Linked DNA regions of Homo sapiens: region 2 is linked to region 1. The links are chromatin loops, found by intact Hi-C in ENCODE. Cell type or tissue: gastrocnemius medialis. All regions are shown on one strand. Each heading gives the region's core, and the rest is flanking DNA. Links, peaks and the distances in the headings are about the cores only. Region 1 has its middle 6.2 kb from the start of MIR3925. Region 2 has its middle 6.7 kb from the start of FGD2.

Region 1 (8,676 bases), core at 4,000-6,499:
AACAGCAACAACAAAAAAACAAAAAGTGCAAGGTGAAGCAGCAAGTGCTGATGTAGAAGCTGCAAGTTATCCAGAAGATCTACCTAAGATAATGGATGAAGGTGACTACACTAAACATTTTCATTGTAGAAAAAAGCCTTCCATTGGAACAAGATGCCATCTGGGACTTTCATAGCTAGAGAGGGGAAGCCAACGCCTGGTTTCAAAGCTTCAAAGGACAGTCTTACTCTTGATTTTTTGTTTTGCTTTTGGTACAGGCTCTTGCTCTGTGGCCCAGGCTGGAGTGTAGTGGCACAAACACGGCTCAACCTCCTGGGCTCAAGCGATTCTCCTGCCTCAGCTTCCCAAGTAGCTGGGACCACAGGCACGCGCCACCATGCTCAGCTGATTTGTAAAAATTTTTTTGTAGAGATTGGGTCTCACCATGTTGCCCAGGAGACCAGTCTGGTGAGACCCCATCTTTACAAACTCCTGAACTCCGCTGGGATTGCAGGCGTGGAGCTTCTATGCCCCGCCCAGGCTAACTCGTTGAGGACTGAGGCAGCTGGTGGAAGCCAATGCTCATTTATTGTTCTGAAATTCCCAAGACCCTTAATTGTGCTGAATTTACTCTGCCTGTGCCCTATAAATGGAACGAAGCCTGGGTGACAGCCCATCTGTTTATAGGATGGTTTACTGTTTTTTTTTCTTTTTTTCTTTTTTTTTCAGACAGGAGTCTTGCTCTGTCGCCCAGGCTGGAGTGCGGTGGTGCTATCTCGGCTCACTGCAACCTCTGCCTCCCAGGTTCAAGCGATTCTCCTGCCTCAGCCTCCCAAGTAGCTGGGATTACAGGCGCTTGCCACCACGCCCGACTAATTTTTTGTATTTTTAGTAGAGGTGAGGTTTCACCGTGTTGGCCAGGCTGGTCTTGAACTCCTGACCTCAAGTGATCGCCTGCCTCAGCCTTCCAAAGTGCTAGGATTACAGGTGTCAGCCACCGTGCCCAGCCAGGTTTACTGAATATTTTAAGCCTACTATTGAGACCTGCTCAAAAAAGATTTCTTTCAAAATATTACTGCTCATTTACAATACACCTGGTTACCCAAGAGCTCTGCTGGAGATGTACAGGGAGATTAGTAGTTTCATACCTGCAAACACAACATCCACTCTGCAGCCGGTGGATCAAGGAGTCATTTCAGCTTTCACGTCTTATTAAGAAATACATTTCATAAGGCTATACTGCTATAGATATTTATTCCTCTGATGGATCTGGGCAAAGTAAATTGAAAATCTTTTGGAAAGGATTCACTGCTTTACATGTCATTAACGACACATGCGATTCATGGGAGGTGGTCAAAATATCAACATTAGCAGTTTGGAAGAAGTTGATTCCAACCCACATGGATGACTGAGGGGTTTGAGACTGCAGTGGAGGAAGTAATGACAGATGTGGTGGAAAAAACAGCAAGAGAACTAAAAACGGAGCGTAGAGATGTGACGGAATTGCTGTAATCTCATGATAAAACTTGAACGAATGAAGACTTGTTTCAATGGATGAGCAAAGAGTGGTTTCTTGAGATGGAATCTATTGCTGAAGGTGCTGCACACATTGTTGAAATGACAACAAAAGATTTGGAATATTGCATAAACTTAGTTGAAAAAGCAATGGCAGAGTTTCAGAGCATTGACTCCAACTTTGAAAGAAGTTCTACTGTGGGCAAAATGCTATCATATAGCATCAGATACTACAGAGACATCTTGTGAAAACAAGAGTCAGTTAATGCGGCAAACCTCATTATTGTCTTATTTTAAGAAATTGCCACAGCCACTCCAGCCTTCAGCGACCACAATCCTGATCAGTCAGCAGCCATCAACACTGAGGGAAGACCCTCCACCAGCAAGGTTATGTGGCTGAAGGCTTATATGATTGTAAGCATTCCTGGGCTTAAGTGATCCTCCTGCCTCAGCCTCCTGAATAGCTGGGACTACAGGCCCACACAACTATGCCTGGCTAATTTTTTTTTTTTTTTTTTTGAGACAGAGTCTCATTCTGTCACCCAGGCTGGAGTGCAGTGGTGCGATCTTGGCTCACTGCAACCTCTGCCTCCTGGATTCAAGTGATTCTCCTGCCTCAGCCTCCCGAGTGGCTGGGATTATAGGCAGCCACCACCATGCCCTGCTAATTTTTGTATTTTTAGTAGAAATAGGGTTTCACCATGTTGGCCAGGCTGGTCTCGAACTCCTGACCTCAGGTAATCCGCCTGCCTCGGCCTTCCAAAGTGTTGGGATTACAGGCGTGAGCCACTGCGTCTGGCCTGTATTTTTTTAGAGATGAGATCTTACCATGTTGCCCAGACTGGTCTCAAACTCTTGGGCTCAAGCCATCCACTTGTTTCGGCCTCTCAAAGTGCTGGGATTACAGGCATGAGCCACCATGCCCAGCCCCTGTACATTTTTAAATACATAATGCTTTTGCACACTTACAGTACAATGTAAACATAACTTTTATATACACTGGGAAACAAATTGTGTGACCTGCTTTATTGACATGGTCTGGAACTGAACCCATATATATCTGAGGTATGTCTATATGTGAAATGTGCACATAATGTTTTCTTGTGCTAAGTTCCCCAGCTTTTGAATTTTTATTTTTTTTTTAGATGGAATCTCCATCACCTGGGCTGGAGTGCAATGGCGCGATCTTGGCTCGCTGCAACCTCTGCCTCCTGGGTTCCAGTGATTCTCCAGCCTCAGCCTCCCGAGTAGCTGAGATTACAGGCACCTGCCACCAAGCCTAGCTAATTTTTTTTGTATTTTTAGTAGAGACGGGGTTTCACCATGTTGGCCAGGCTGATCTTGAACTCCTGACCTCAGGTGATTTCACCTGCCTCAGCTTCCCAAAGTGCTGGGATTACAGGCGTGAGCCACCGTGCCCAGCCAGGTTTCGAAAAATTTAAAGCACTTTTTATATTTTATACCTGTAATGGATTCAGTCCTGTGGGCATGGGCAATTCTTTGTGTGCCAGACATTTAATATCTCTGTCCTCTTCACCCTACAGCCAGTTAACCTCCCTGGCCAGTGTGACAGTCATTAAAAAAAAAAAAAATTGGCTGGGCGCACTGGCTCATGCCTGTAATCTCAGCACTTGGGCTGAGAGGCAGAGGTGGGAGGATTGCTTGAGCTCAGGAGTCAGTCTGGGCAACATAGCAAGACCTTGTCTCTACTAAAAATAAAAAATTAGCCGGGTGTGGTAGCACGTGCCTGTTGTCCCAGCTACTCTGGAGGCTGAGGTGAGAGGATCGCTTGAGTCTGAGAAATTGAGGTTGCAGTGAGCCGTGATTGCATCACTGCGCTCCAGCCTGGGGGACAGGAGTCTAAAAAAAAAAAAAAAGAAAAAAAAATGCCCAGCTACCCACTAGGAGGCAGTACTGCACCATCGAGAATGGGCCAGACTTTTTGCCTGAGGTTGCACATCTCTTCAGGGAATTGAGTCTGCACTGACTTTTCCACCATGACAATAATAACACATTAACAAAGATAATCATAACAGTAATTACTGATCCTTGAGCTTTATGTATCAGCATTTTGCTAAACATTTTACATATACATACTACCTACTCACTTAAACCTAACCACTTGAGGGAGGCTCTGTTACCCTATTTTGAAACCAAGGCTTAGATCCAAGACCCATGTTAAGTGCTTTGTGAGGAAGGGGTTTTACTGAAGTGCTGAAAGAATGGGATTTGGATAGGAAGTTGGATATATGAAGAGCCAAGTGCATAAAAACAAAGGCAGGAAACTAAAAGGTTCCATGTTGACAGGTTTAAAACCCTATGAATTTGTTCAGAGCTTTAGAATGGTAGGTAGACTAGTAGAATGTCAGAGCTACAGGGACCTTAGAGATTATCAGGGATGGTGATTTCCTTTTTCTTTTTCTTTTTTTTTTTTTTTTTTTGAGACTGAGTCTCACTTTATTTCCCAGGCTGAAGTAGAGTGATGTGATCTCGGCTCACTGCAACCTCCGCCTCCCGGGTTCAAGCAATTCTCGTGCCTCAGCCTCCTGAATAACTGGGATTATGGGCGCCTGCCACCACGCCTGGCTAATTTTTATTTTTTATTTATTTATTTTTTTTGAGACGGAGTCTTGCTCTGTCGCCCAGGTTGGAGTGCAGTGGCGCGATCTCAGCTCACTGCAAGCTCTGTCTCCCGGGTTCACGCCATTCTCCTGCTTCAGCCTCCTGAGTAGCTGGGACTACAGGCATCCGCCACCACGCCCGGCTAATTTTTTGTATTTTTAGTAGAGATGGGGTTTCACCGTGTTAGCCAGGATGGTCTCGATCTCCTTGACCTTATGATCTGCCTGCCTTGGCCTCCCAAAGTGCTGGAATTACAAGCGTGAGCCACTGCGCCCGGCCAATTTTTGCTTTTTTAGTACAGACAGGGTTTCACCATGTTGGCCAGGCTGGTCGGGAACTCCTGACCTCAGGTGATCTGCCTGTCTCGGCCTCCTAAAGTGTTGGGATTACAGGCGTGAGCCACCATGCCCAGCCAGGGATGGTGATTTTCAAACTTTAAACATAGTTAAAGTTTTTGGAATGAAATCTTATGTAGAATACAGAAAACAGCTAAAAATGGTATAGCTATAAAAAGTATAGGTTCTAATAATATTGGCTCATAAAGACAAGAGAAATCCAATTTCCTTCTGTTATTTTGGTTGAATAGAGAAGTGCAAATGGTAACATTTTTTAACACTTTATTTTGCAATCCCCGAGGTGACAGGATAGGAAGGTCCATCCCATAAACAACCTAGAAGCACAGACGTCAGAAGAACATCACCCCAACATGTTTATAGGCATTTGGTTGAATAGGTTTTATGTGGGGGAAAAAACAGAAAACTTAAAAATTGTTAGACCTGTATATATTTTCAACTCAACCAAGTGCCTGTGAGCCCTCTGCAGCCATAGTGGGAAAAGTCCTTATACTGCCCACACCTTCATGCTACAGATGAAGAGCCTGAGGCCCAGGGAGGAGGAGGGGGTGGCTGAGACTCAGGGAGCCTAGGGGGGCCATCTCCAGGGGCTCGGCCTCCTGCCACCCCATCCGGTGCCCTTTCTGAGTGACCAGTCATGACATCTGGTATGGCAGTGTGCTGGAGCCTGGCTGTTCAACCCCTCACCCTGAGAGGGCTCTGGCCACTTGCCCATCTCCCTGGCAGATAAAGCCTCAGACAGATGGCAAACAGTACTTGGCTCCAGGAATCAATTCAGGTCTGATTCACCAGTGGTTTGTGCCCGAGCCAGCGCCACAGGCTGTCTCCTTTCCCCTGTTCTATCACTCACTACCCTCACTGTGGCCAGGTTGGGACTCTTGAGCAACAGGCAGATACCTGTGATCTTGAGAATTGCACTGACTCTTTTGAGGGTTTTCCAGGCCACAGCAGGACTTGTCTGCCTCATTCCTCTGGGCAGCTCAGAGCATTACCCCATCAGCTGCAGTTTCAGTATCAGGGTGGGGCAGTGGTGTGGGGTGGGGCACCGTGTTACTAGGACTAGCCCTGTTGGCTGCAGACACATTGGCAACAGGTGGTGGCTCAGGGGCACAGAACAGGTGGACTACACATCTCCAGGATGAAGTGTCATTTATTGGCATTTGCCTTTTGAAAGAAGCAATCTACTTATAAATGGCAGGACCCTTTTTATTTTCTTTTTTGAGAAAAGCATTTTATTAAATCCATATTTGGAGATATGTTTTAGCAAAGTATAATTAGCATTTTTTGTTTAGAGGATGAATTGTGTTGCTACTCAATAGAAGGAGAATATGGCATACAAACAATGCTTTTATGCAGAAACATGTGTTTTTGTTTTTGAGACAGAGTCTTGCTCTGTTGCCCAGGCTGGAGTGCAGTGGCGCAATCTCGGCTCACCTCTGCCTCCTGGGTTCAAGTGATCCTCCTGCCTTAGTCTCTCAAGTAGCTGGGACTACAGGCATGTGCCACCACGCCCAATTTTTGTATTTTTAGTAGAGAGGGTTTTGACATGTTGCCCGGGCTGGTCTCGAACTCCTGACTTCAAGTGATCCACCCACCTTGGCCTCCCAAAGTGCTGAGATTACAGGCGTGAACCACCGCGCCCAGCAGCAGAAACATGTTTTAAAAGTACATTCAGGCTGGGCGTGGTGGCTCATGCCTGTAATCCCAGCACTTTGGGAGGCCAAGGTGGGCGGATCACGAGAGGTCAGGAGATCGAGACCATCTTGGCTAACATGGTGAAAACCTGCCTCTACTAAAAATACAAAAAATTAGCCGGGCGTGGTGGTGGGCGCCTGTAGTCCCAGTACTCGGGAGGCTGAGGCAGGATAATGGCGTGAACCCGGGAGGCGGAGCTTGCAGTTAACTAAGATCACGCCACTGCACTCCAGCCTGGGAGACAGACGGAGACTCTGTCTCAAAAAAAATAAAATAAAAAAGGACGTTCATACACTTAAGCTTTTCTGACTGGACACGATGCTGCTATTTAATAATAAACTTTTTTGATCTTAAAAGAATCCAGAGCAGGTCCCCCAGGAGCAGGTTCGTGGCGTATCACCAGTGGGGAAGGCTTTTCTCAGAGGCTCTGAGGCAGTGTCTCAAGAAAGGGGGGAGGCTCCGCTTTCTCAGAGTTGCAGTGCTCACCTTGCTGCTGCTGCCACACATCTGTATGCGCCTTCCTGGTACATCACCATCACCACAGGCTCTCATGATAGTGAGGGCTTGACTCCTTCGGGAACCTCAGTCTCCCCAGCTGGAAGTAGGAGCCATAATGCCTCCCTTTCAGGCTTGTTGGGACAAAGAGATGAGGTCACATAGGTGAAGCATCAGCAACTGTGCCTGGCACAGAGGAGGCCCTGAAAGTTGCCAAGCTCAGCGTTTTCCTTCACATCAGCTCTGCTCCACCCCCTTTAATTACTCACTTTTATAATAATTCAAAGGTAACCCATGACCATGGTAGAAAAATTAGCACATATAAGCAAAAAAAGGGAAAAAAGTGATTCAATAGCTTCTGGTTTTTCTAGCCTTTTTCTTTATTCTGGGTGCTTGGTATGGGAAGTTTCTTCATTTGTGTTTAGAGGGTTTTGTAGAGATGATATCATGGTCCCACTTTGCAAACGAGACAATTGAATTCCAGAAAGAGGAAGTGCCTTCCCCAAGGTCATGCAGATAAGGTTAAGCTGGGTTGAAACCCACAGCTTGAGTCCAAGCCCAGCACCAGAATATCAGGACCACAGAGGCATTGCACACAGGTGGGTCACAGATACCTGTCCCTGAAAAGCTCATGATACGGTATTTTCCTTGAAGGACTTAAACATTCCCCACTGAAAACATCCTGCTTTGTGACTTGCCCCATCCTGAAGTCCTGGGAGTGGACAGTTTGTGAATAAACCACCTGACTAGGTGAGGGCTGTCGGCTCCTGAGTTTTGCTCCCCCAGAGACACTGAGTATGCACCATCCGTGGGCTTGCCAGCATGAAAGTGCTATCATTGTGGGCTTTCCCTTCACATTTTTTTTTTTTTTTTTGAGACAAGGTCTTGCTCTGTCACCCAGGCTGGAGTGCAGTGGTGCGATCTTGGCTCACTGCAACCTCTGCCTCCTGAGTTCAAGTGATTCTCCTGCCTCAGCTTCCCAATAAGCTGAGATTACAGGTGCGTGCCACCATGCTCGGCTAATTTTTGTATTTTTATTAGAGACAGGGTTTGGCTATGTTGCTAAAGGCTGGTCTCGAACTCCTAGCCTCAAGTGATCTGCCCGCCTTGGCCTCCCAAAGTGCTGGGATTATAGGCATGAGCCCGGCCTCCCCTCACTTTAAAGGATGCTCCTTACCTGTTTTTGCTTTCTTCTGGTCTTTCCTGTGGCAACTGTTGTGGGGTTCCCAGCAAATATTTCAGTTTTTTCCTAAAAGAAGTAAGCGTGCACATTTCACTGGCTAAAGTACACTCTTGTGTTAAAATTCTGCATTGAAAATGGGTGAAGTCACCCTGGCAACATGGCAAAACTGCATTTTTACAAAAAATACAAAAATTAAGGCCAGGTGTGGTGGCTCACGTCTGTAATCCCAGCACTTTGGGAGGCCGAGGCAGGCAGATCACTTGAGGCCAGACATTCGAGACCAGCCTGGCCAACATGGCGAAACCCTGTCTCTGCTAAAAATACAAAAATTAGCCAGGCATGGCTGGGTGCGGTGGCTCATGCCTGTAATCCCAGCACTTTGGGAGGCTGAGGAGGACAGATCATGAGGTCAGGAGTTCAAGACCAGCCTGACCAATATGGTGAAACCCCGTCTCTACTAAAAATACAAAAATTAGCTGGGTGTGGTGGCACGCACCTGTCGTCCCAGCTACTTGGGAGGCTGAGGCAGGAGAATCGCTTGAACCCGGGAGGCAGAGGTTGCAGTGAGCCGAGATCACGCCAATGCGCTCCAGCCTGGGTGACAGAGCAAGACTCCATCTCAAAAAAAAAACCAAAAAAACAAAAAAGCTGCGTGGTGGTGCACGCTTGTAATCCCAGCCGCTTGGAAGGCTGAGGCACAAGAATCACTTGAGCCTGGAAGGTCAAGGCTGCAGTGAGCTGTGATGGCGCCACTGCACTCCAGCCTGAGTGAAGGGCAAGACCCTGTCTCAAACAAACAAACAAAAATCAAAGGATGAAGTCACGTAGATTTTG
Region 2 (8,676 bases), core at 2,788-5,287, 380 kb after region 1:
GTGAAATCCTGCCTCTACTAAAAATACAAGACTTAGCTGGGTGTGATGGTGCATGCCTGTAATCCTAGCTACTTGGGAGGCTGAGGCAGGAGAATCACTTGAGCCTGGGAGGTGGAGGTTTCAGTGAGCTGAGATCACACCACTGCACTCCAGCCTGGATGACAGAGCGGGACTCCATCTCAAAAAAATAAAGAAATAAAGTGGTAATATGAAATACCCCACTGTGGGGTCAGCCTTGCCAGGTGTGGCAGTTTGGTTGAAGTTAGCAACCCATTCACAGGATCAGGATTTTTAAGAAAAAAAATATGGGTTATTTCATTTAAAATTCCTGAATCCTGATTTCTCCTGGGGAGAGCAAAGGGCAAAATCAGGCACCACAAGATCTGCATCCCTTCTTGGTAACAACAGGTTGTAACAGGGTAAAACCTGCCCCCATGAGAAGGGCATGGATTCTCCACCCATAGTATCCACGTCTTAACAATGCACCTGCTGCAAACTGGTACATTTTCTGTGTGATTCTAGTCATCATTTGAGTTTGCAAATCCTGGCTTAAACTGTGTCAACTGTGAGAGCTAGTTTGGGGTGTGTCTGTGTGAACAGTTAACTTTTGGGTGAGCTGAAGAATACCCATGCACACCCACAATTTCCCCAGTTGGAGGAATCAGACTTGGCATCTTGGGGTACTCATGCTCACTCTGGGTGCTCCATGGGACTTGGGACACAAAAGATCGCCACCCTCCAGCCAAGGCATTGCCTGGACCCCCGATTCCCAATCCTGGCTGAGCATTAGAATCACCAAAGGAGTTGGTTTCTTTGTTGTTGTTGTTATTGTTTTTAATTTTAAATAAGCCCGCTCCTCAGCCCAGAGAGTTGACTAAGCATCTCTGGGGACGAGGTCTTAACTAAAATGTTTGAGTAAGATTCTCCGGATGATTCCAATATGCTGGAGGGTTGGGCCGCACTGTTCCAGACAGAAAACAATGGCGTGCTCAGAGGCAAGGGCTAAAGTGACCAGGATGCTGGCTTGCATCTGGCTGGCATCTTGCAACCTGAGAGTGATGTTTCCCAGGTTGGGGGAGTCATAGACCCACAGAAGATAACACTTTCAAAGAGAGACCAAGGAAGGCCCTCCCCCTTTTAGGAAGGTACAATTTAAGGTGCCTTTTCCTTCAGATTAAGGGAAGAGTCACATGTAGCATCCAGTTTTAAGTTCGTTTCCCTCGCTAGGTTGTAATCCCTACCTCTAATAAAGGGGCAGGGCAGGAAGGGAAGTGTGGCTTGCCATACCTCAACCCCCACTGGGTACCAGGTAGAAGCTGCATCCTGTCCAGGAGACTTGAGCCTGCGGTTCAAGCAGAGACCAGAGGCAGCATGAGCCTCGGCTCACAGTGAAGCTGGGTGTCCTGGAGCCTCTGTCCTGTGAGAGCTTAGGAGAGAGAGAAAGCAAGAATTCTCCCGCAATTCCTTTGACCAGTATTCACCGAGCACCTACCACGTGCCAAGCACTGTTATAGATGCTGGGGAAAGAGCAGAGAACAAAATAGACAAAAGTGCCTGCCCCCATGGAGCTGATATTCCAGTGGGGAGACAGACAACAAATATAATAAATAAATCAATATCTCGGAAAGTGATACATGAGAAAAATTAAGCAGGGAAGGGACACTGGGAATGTGCGGTGCTGCTGCAGCTCAGGGAGTCTCCGGGGGAAGGGAAAGGCCAGTGAGATGGTGACATTTAAGCAAAGATTTGAAGGTGACCAGAGGGTGAGCCACGCAGATATCTCATGGAAGAGAGTTCCTTGTTTTGGGGTGTTTTGAGATATAATCTCACTCTGTTACCGAGGCTGGAGTGCAATGGCACAATCATAGCTCACTGCAACCTCAAACTCCTGGGCTCAAGCGATCTCCTACCTCGCTAAGTAGCTTGGACTACAGGTGCTGACCACCACACCCAGCTAATTTTTAAATTTTGTGCCAAGATGTCTCACTATGTTGCCCAGGCTGGTCTCGAACTCTTGGTCTCAAGTGATGTTCCTGCCTTGGCCTCTCAAGGTGCTGGAATTACAGGTGTGAGCCACTGTGACTGTAGAAAGACAGTTCTGGATAGGAGGAAGGACAAGAGCAAAGGCCCTGAGGTGGGAGTTTGGTGGGGTGGAGGGCAGAGAGGAAGCCATGGTCCTGGAGCCAAGAGAAAGGGGAGAGTGGCCTAGATGAGGTCAGGGAGTTGGACTTTGCAGGCCATTGGCTGTGGACATGGCAATCACACCCAGTAAGACACCAATCAGACCATCCTGATTCAGACTATCCCTAATGTCCTATAATCCCAGCACTTTGGGAGGCCGAGGCAGGTGGATCACCTGAGGTCAGGAGTTCAAGACCAGCCTGGCCAACGTGGTGAAACCCTGTCTCTACTAAAAATACAAAAATTAGCCAGATGTGGTAGCAGGTGCCTGTAATCCCAGCTACTTGGGAGGCTTTACAGCAGGAGAATTGTTTGAACCCGGGAGGCGGAGGTTGCAGTGAGCCGAGATTGCGCCACTGCACTCAAGCCTGAGCGACAGAGCGAGACTCTGTCTCAAAAAAAAAGACATATCCCTAATGTAGACCAGAAGAAGGGACCCTTGAAAAGAATGGGGAAACTGAGGCTAAAGTAGGGCCATCCAGCCAGCTTTCTTCCTGAATTGCCCTGCAGAGGACTGGGAATGTCTGGGGGTTCTTTTGTTTTGTTTTTTCTTTTGTTCCCTAGGAATCAGACGGAGGGAATGGGGCATGACAGAAGGGAGGGTGGCTCACTCACGTTGGAGCCCTGAGGCCACAACTGGTGGGAAACTGAGGTGCATTTGTCAGGTCAGAGGGCCCAGGCCCTGGGTTGGGGTTGGGGAACAGGGCCGGAGCTTGGCTTGATAGGAGCTGCTCCAAGGAAAGACCAAAAGCCAAACTCAGGGAAGGCAAGAGGCGGAGGAAAGAGAACCTTCCACAACCCCCTCCCGCATGCTGGAATGTGCTGCTCCCCACTCAGAAAGGATGTGTGGAGGGCCTACTGTTTGGCAGGCACTGTACTAACTTCTGGGGACCCAGAGACAAATGAGCCAAGGTCCTGCCCCTTCTGGATCTTGTGAGGACTGAGGCCTCGGATGGGATTTGGGTTTCATTTCTCCTTGTTTCCCAAGGTCCCAGCACAGGGGCTATTTGCTGAGAGCAAAGAAGGAAGGGACCTGGTGGGAGGAGGGGCGGGAACTCGGCAGCTCCTTGATGGGAGCAATGGGCTGTTAGTGGGCTCCTGTGTGGTTGTTACATAACAGCTCCCTGGAAGAAGGTACAAGAGGAGCCTAGTAACAAGATGCATTCATGCAGAAATCACAGGCAGAGAATAAGTCGTGCTATTGTGTGGGAAGATAGCGGAGAGGTAGCACAGGTGGGGGAATGGGTCGTGGGAGAAAGGTCGTCAGTGTGGAGGGCAGCGGGCTGGCTGTGCAGGAACAATGTGTTCCCTTTCTCCACTTGGAAACCTGTCAATTCTCTCCAAGCCACTCATGTTTCTGTGTGAGCGCTGTGAAGAACCAAGCAGTCAGGGCCTCGAGAAAGGCCTACAACTATTTGGATAGAGAAGGAGCCTGTCGCTGGGTGTGAGGCCCCTGCATGGTGGCTGAGTGCTTGCACTCTGGGTGCCTTCTCAGGCACAGCCTGGCACCACTCCTGGGCTCTGGCCTTGCTTTACTGGCTCCTTTCTGGTGCCTCCCTGCCCAGATCCCGGCCCTGGCTCTGCCAGGCCCCCTCTCCTCCCCTAGAAACACAATCCTTGCCTCTGCCGTCTCCCAGTGTCCCGGGGGCGTATCTCCTGCCAGCCTGCACATTCACTGTGGGTTCAGCCCGCCTGCGATTTCACTCTTGGTTTCCCTCCTTGGGCCCCACCTGATCTCTGCTTCTAGTGACCTTGAGTTCTTCCTGAATAGTGGGGTGGGTGCCAGGGCCTGGCACAAGCCTTGCCCAATCCTGGCACAAGCCTTGCCCAATCCTTGTGAATGCCAACTTTGAAACTAGATAGTTCACACGCTGAAGAAGAAAGAGCTGTTTATGTTCTTCACTGACGTCCTCTGGCCACCCACGTCAGGCCTGACACCCATCTGCCCCCCACGTCAGGCCTGACACCCCTTTGCTATCTGGGCTGTGCTCTCAGAGCGGATCCTCCTGGGCAGTGAGCCGCAAGGAGCCTGTATTGAGAGAGGTGGGTTTTGCCTCCCGGTATTCCTCACAGGGCTGAACCAACTCGGAATAATTCCACTCCTCAGGTTGACAGTAACATTTAGGAACACCCAGGCCACAGAGGGTCAGGGGCATATAGCAGGCAAAATATAGGGAGGTTCCTGGAAAAGGTGAAAGCGGGAAGGCCGGCGGGCCTTCCACAGAAGGGGCCAGCACCCTTCCAGAAGAAAGCCTCGGCAAAGGGTGGAATTTCCGGCAGAGGGACAGAGTGGAACAATTCTGGCTGCTTGGAGGAGGGGACAGATGAGACGAGTCTCCAAGGGAGCCCAGCTTTGTTCAGCTTCCTCCCTCCAAGCCAGGGATCGGAGGCCCTTGGCGCCCATCCCTCCCATCGGCAGTGTGGCCTCTGCCCACCATGTGACTACCCAGACAGCGCCCTCACTAGGGCCTTCCAAAAGCAGGGGGTGGGGGTGGGCAGGAGGAGGGGGTGAGGCGGAGACCGGGAGGGGTGGCAAGGGTCACGGCAGCCTCTGGCACAGGTTTCAGCTGGCTGCCTGCATCCTCTCTAGAGCCGCATCATCCCAGCTCACAGGCCTGTCTGTCACGGGCCATTAAGCCCTTGGCAGGTGCTGTGTGCTTGACTGAGGCTGGAGGTGGGATGGCTGGCAAGGGGGAGCCTGGGAACATGCCAGCCTGTCCCCTCCAGTCCTTGTCACCCTGAAGATAAATGCTCCTTTGGGGAGTCCTCACTGTCCCCGGAAAGGCTACACCTGGTGAACCCCTGCAGATTTGCTACACACACACCGTTCATACACACAATGCACACATACATACATGCACGTGCACACACGCCAACCTACACACACACCAGATACACACATGTCACATACACACCCCACAAATACACACATATACACTCATAGCATCCTGATCCTAAGTTGTGACACTTCCTCCCTGGCAGCCTCTAAATGCCCCTTCTGCTTTCCCAAAGTTGCCCCAAGAGGTCCTCTGGGCGCCTCCAGTCTACACACAAAGCCGCTCTGCATGCACCCCAGGGTAGAGATCCCTCGCCAGCCGAGTCCCCACCTGGCCCTGCAGTTCTGCTTGGGCATCCCTCCCTCACCCTCCCTCCCACCTTCCCCCATCTGAGCTGTAGGGAACTGAGCTCTTCCATCTTCCCTTGGGCTTGAAAGCAGAGAAGAGGAGAAAAAAAACAAGAGGTTTATTCATGCCAAAGACCCCAAGAGCCCTGAAATGGAGACATTGCCCCTGCTCAGAGGGAGATCTGTAGACTGGATCAGGGGTTACTCTGCTGAAAACGCTATACTCACTCCCCTAACCTTCTAAGCACCTCAGTTTGGCAGACAAAGCCTAGCAGGCCAGGCTTCCAGGACCCCTTCAGCTGCGGGTTCCACCATTTCCCAGGCCCTGGACACCCACGTGTGCGAGGCCCTGTGTTCTTCCCAGTCTAGCCATGGTAGCCATGGTCTCTCAAGCCCATATCCCTTTGCACATGCTGTTCCTTCTGCTTTGAATGCCCCTTCCTGTCTTGTCCACACAGAGTTAACTCATCCTTCATCCTTCATCTTTTTTTTTTTTTTTGAGACTCTGTCACCCAGGCTGGAGTGCAGTGGTGCAATCTCGGCTCACTGCAACCTCCGCCTCACAGGTTCAAGCAATTCTCCTGCCTCAGCGTCCTGAGTATGTGGGACTACAGGCACCTGCCACCACACCTTGCTTTTTTTTTTTTTTAATTTAATGGAGACGGGGTTTTACCATATTGGCCAGGCTGGTCTCAAACTCCTAACCTTGTGATCCGCCCGCCTCAGCCTCCCAAAGTGCTGGGATTACAGGTTTGAGCCACCGCACCCAGCCCATCCTTCATCTTTCATACTTCAAGTCACCTCTGCCACAAAGCCTTCTGATGACCCTTCTTTGGATGTTCATAACTCCCTTGTTCAAAGCTTTCATCACATCCTATTTTAGTGGTTAACAGGCCCATCTTCCTTATTAGAGTTTGAGCTAAAGGGCTGGGGACTGTGTTTTATCTACAACCTCTACTATGGTATTGACACATAGTAGGTGCTCAAGAAACACTTATCTACTGAATGCGTGACTTAATGAATAGGGCGGAAAAGACAAAATTAAACAGAGAGGAACACCAGGTCTCTGAGGAGGAAAATGAATTTCCAGCAGTAGGTATAAAGGAAGGCTTCCTGGAGGAAGTGAACCGGCTGTAGACAGACTGAAGACACTCTAGGCCAGGGATCCCGTAGCCTATTAGGAACTGGGCCGTACTGCAGGAGGTGAGTGGCGGGTGAGCATTACCACCTGAGTTCTGCCTCATGTCCCATCAGCAGTGGCATTAGATTCTCATAAGAGTGCGAATCCTATTGTGAACTGTGCATGTGAGGGATCTAGTTTGCTCACTCTTTATGAGAATCTAATTCCTGATGATCTGAGTGGAACAGTTTCATCCCAAAATCATCTCCCCACCCCCCGCAACCCCAGAAACCAGTCCCTCGTGCCAAAAAGGTTGGGGACCACTGCTCTAGGCAAAGGGAACTGATTGGTCAAGGCAGAGCGGAGCTATAGCAAAGGCTTCTCTCAAAAGTAAGAATGCTGGTAGCCAACAGTCACCGAGTACCTACTCAGTACCAGGCCTTACTCTAACCTCTTCTATATATTATTATCCCATTTAATCTTCATAACAACCACAGGAGGTTGGCAGTATAATTATCCCCATGTGGCAGAAGAGGAAAGTGAAGTTCTGTTACTGGTCCAAGGTGCTACAGAGAAGCAGAAGGACCGGGAGTGACACAATACAGAAGATGGAAGAGCTCAGTTCCCTGCAGCTCAGATGGGGGAAGGTGGGAGGGAGAGAGTGTGAGGGAGGGATGCCCAAGCCAGAACTGCAGGGATCCAATACAGAATACAGAATTTGACCTTATACAGTGTGGGAGCTTCTTAAAGAGTTAATGCTTCTGAGTCTAAAGTAAGCAGGGCAGGCAGTGGGGAGGAGAAGCCGGCAGGGAGGTAGGGGGAGCAAAGAGGAACTGAACTAGTCAGGAAGAGCTGGGACTCTGGAGGACGGACAGGTGGCCACCTCCAAGCCATCAACTTTGATGACACAGGTTATCTTTGTCCTGGAGCTAAGCATGCACCTGGCCCAGGAGCTGGACAAGCTGAAAAGGAAGATCAGTGGAGAAGCAACAGACCCACATCAACATGTATGATCTGCAACAGGGCTGGAGCTCTGCACTGACCCAGGAACAAAACAGGGCTGCTATATCCCCTCCTGCATCCATGGCTAACAGTAGTCCAGACCATGCAGGGAAGGGGATTCTGGGGCTGTGGCTCAGCGTGGCTCAGCTTAGCTCAGCCACAGTACCCGGCAGGTTTGGATCCCAACACAGATTAGGTGTGTGCAGGCAAGAAGTAGCTGAGAGTGTCAACCAGGAGGATCTTGATGGCTGCCCCAGTGAGTTTGAGATGACTTCAGTGCAATAATGGTGCTGGCTTTAGAGAGTTGTGTGTTGAGTTGGAAGCAAAGGTAGGCATCTACCTGGTGATATCCTGAAGGTGTTGGACATATCCACTGGGTAGAAGGGCAGGAAGAGGTACCAGTGGGACCTCCAGGATAAATTCTGAATTGGGTGGGAGGTGTGTGTGAATCAGGAGACCAGAAGGCCGAGGCTGAGTCTCAGGTGATGCCTGCAGGTACAGGCAGAAAGCCTGGCAGACTGTGAGGGGCCCAAGTCAGAGTGGTAGGGGACAGGGGAGGCAGAGCCTTGGATGATGAGGGAAGGTTGTTTTGGGGGTGTAGACATCTTGGCCTCTTTTTCCTGGAGGGAAGCAGCTCTGATGGTGCCTGTGCCATCTTCAGGGTTAGGGTATTGGAGGCCTCTTGAAGGCCCACCTACCCACCCTCCAGCCCCCATGGGAGGGGCAGGTCCCATTGTTCAGGCTTGGATGCTCAAAGCACTGGCAGCTGAGGGGTAAGACAATCCTCTGAGGCTTGGGGTGTGATGTCTGTCCATTCCACATGCCTTCTGAGGCCCCACTGTATGCGGGAAGGGCGCTGGGGTTGGGGACCCACCAGGAAGTGCACGTACTCAGGTGTGCCCTGCGTGGAGGGAGCAAGCCAGCCAGTGAGCAGAGAGACTGGTGGGAGGCAGAGGAGGAAATCCAGGAGAGGAACACCAGGGAGGGAGGCGCCCCCAGGCCAGGGAGGGCATCGGGAAGAAGTGGCATTTAAAGGTGATTCTGATCGAGCCTCTAGACCTAACCACCATCGACAGGAAATCCAGGGTATGGCGCTGCAATGGGCTAAGTCCTGGCTGTGGGACCTACAGGACAAACAACCCAGGGTCCCTCCACTATGCTGTGTGGGAAAACGGAAAGGACCAGGGGAACGTGTGGATGAAAAGTGAATTCATCCACGTGACAGCTCAGGGAATGTGTGGACCTTATT

Evidence for each region. A loop is a pair of places that touch in the nucleus more often than their neighbours do. Peaks named below come from ENCODE experiments on the same cell type or tissue, not always from the same donor. Only the 100,000 strongest peaks of a DNase experiment are listed, where the experiment ranks them.
Region 2: a loop joins it to region 1, with 17 times the contacts of the local background. A loop is called at or near these places in 5 of 110 quality-filtered maps.

What each region holds. Positions count from the first base shown.
Region 1 is chr6:36,611,936-36,620,611 of GRCh38, forward strand. No RefSeq gene overlaps it. Among named protein-coding and RNA genes, the nearest start is that of MIR3925, 6.2 kb to the right of the region's middle. RefSeq lists a silencer at 1,223-1,423 and an enhancer at 3,130-3,179. In gastrocnemius medialis, for the core only: no CTCF peak of the experiment used is centred there; a DNase peak (open chromatin) is centred at 5,406; H3K27ac peaks cover 2,001 bases.
Region 2 is chr6:36,994,618-37,003,293 of GRCh38, forward strand. No RefSeq gene overlaps it. Among named protein-coding and RNA genes, the nearest start is that of FGD2, 6.7 kb to the right of the region's middle. RefSeq lists enhancers at 3,006-3,629, 3,630-4,253. In gastrocnemius medialis, for the core only: no CTCF peak of the experiment used is centred there; DNase peaks (open chromatin) are centred at 3,544, 4,084 and 4,704; H3K27ac peaks cover 2,182 bases.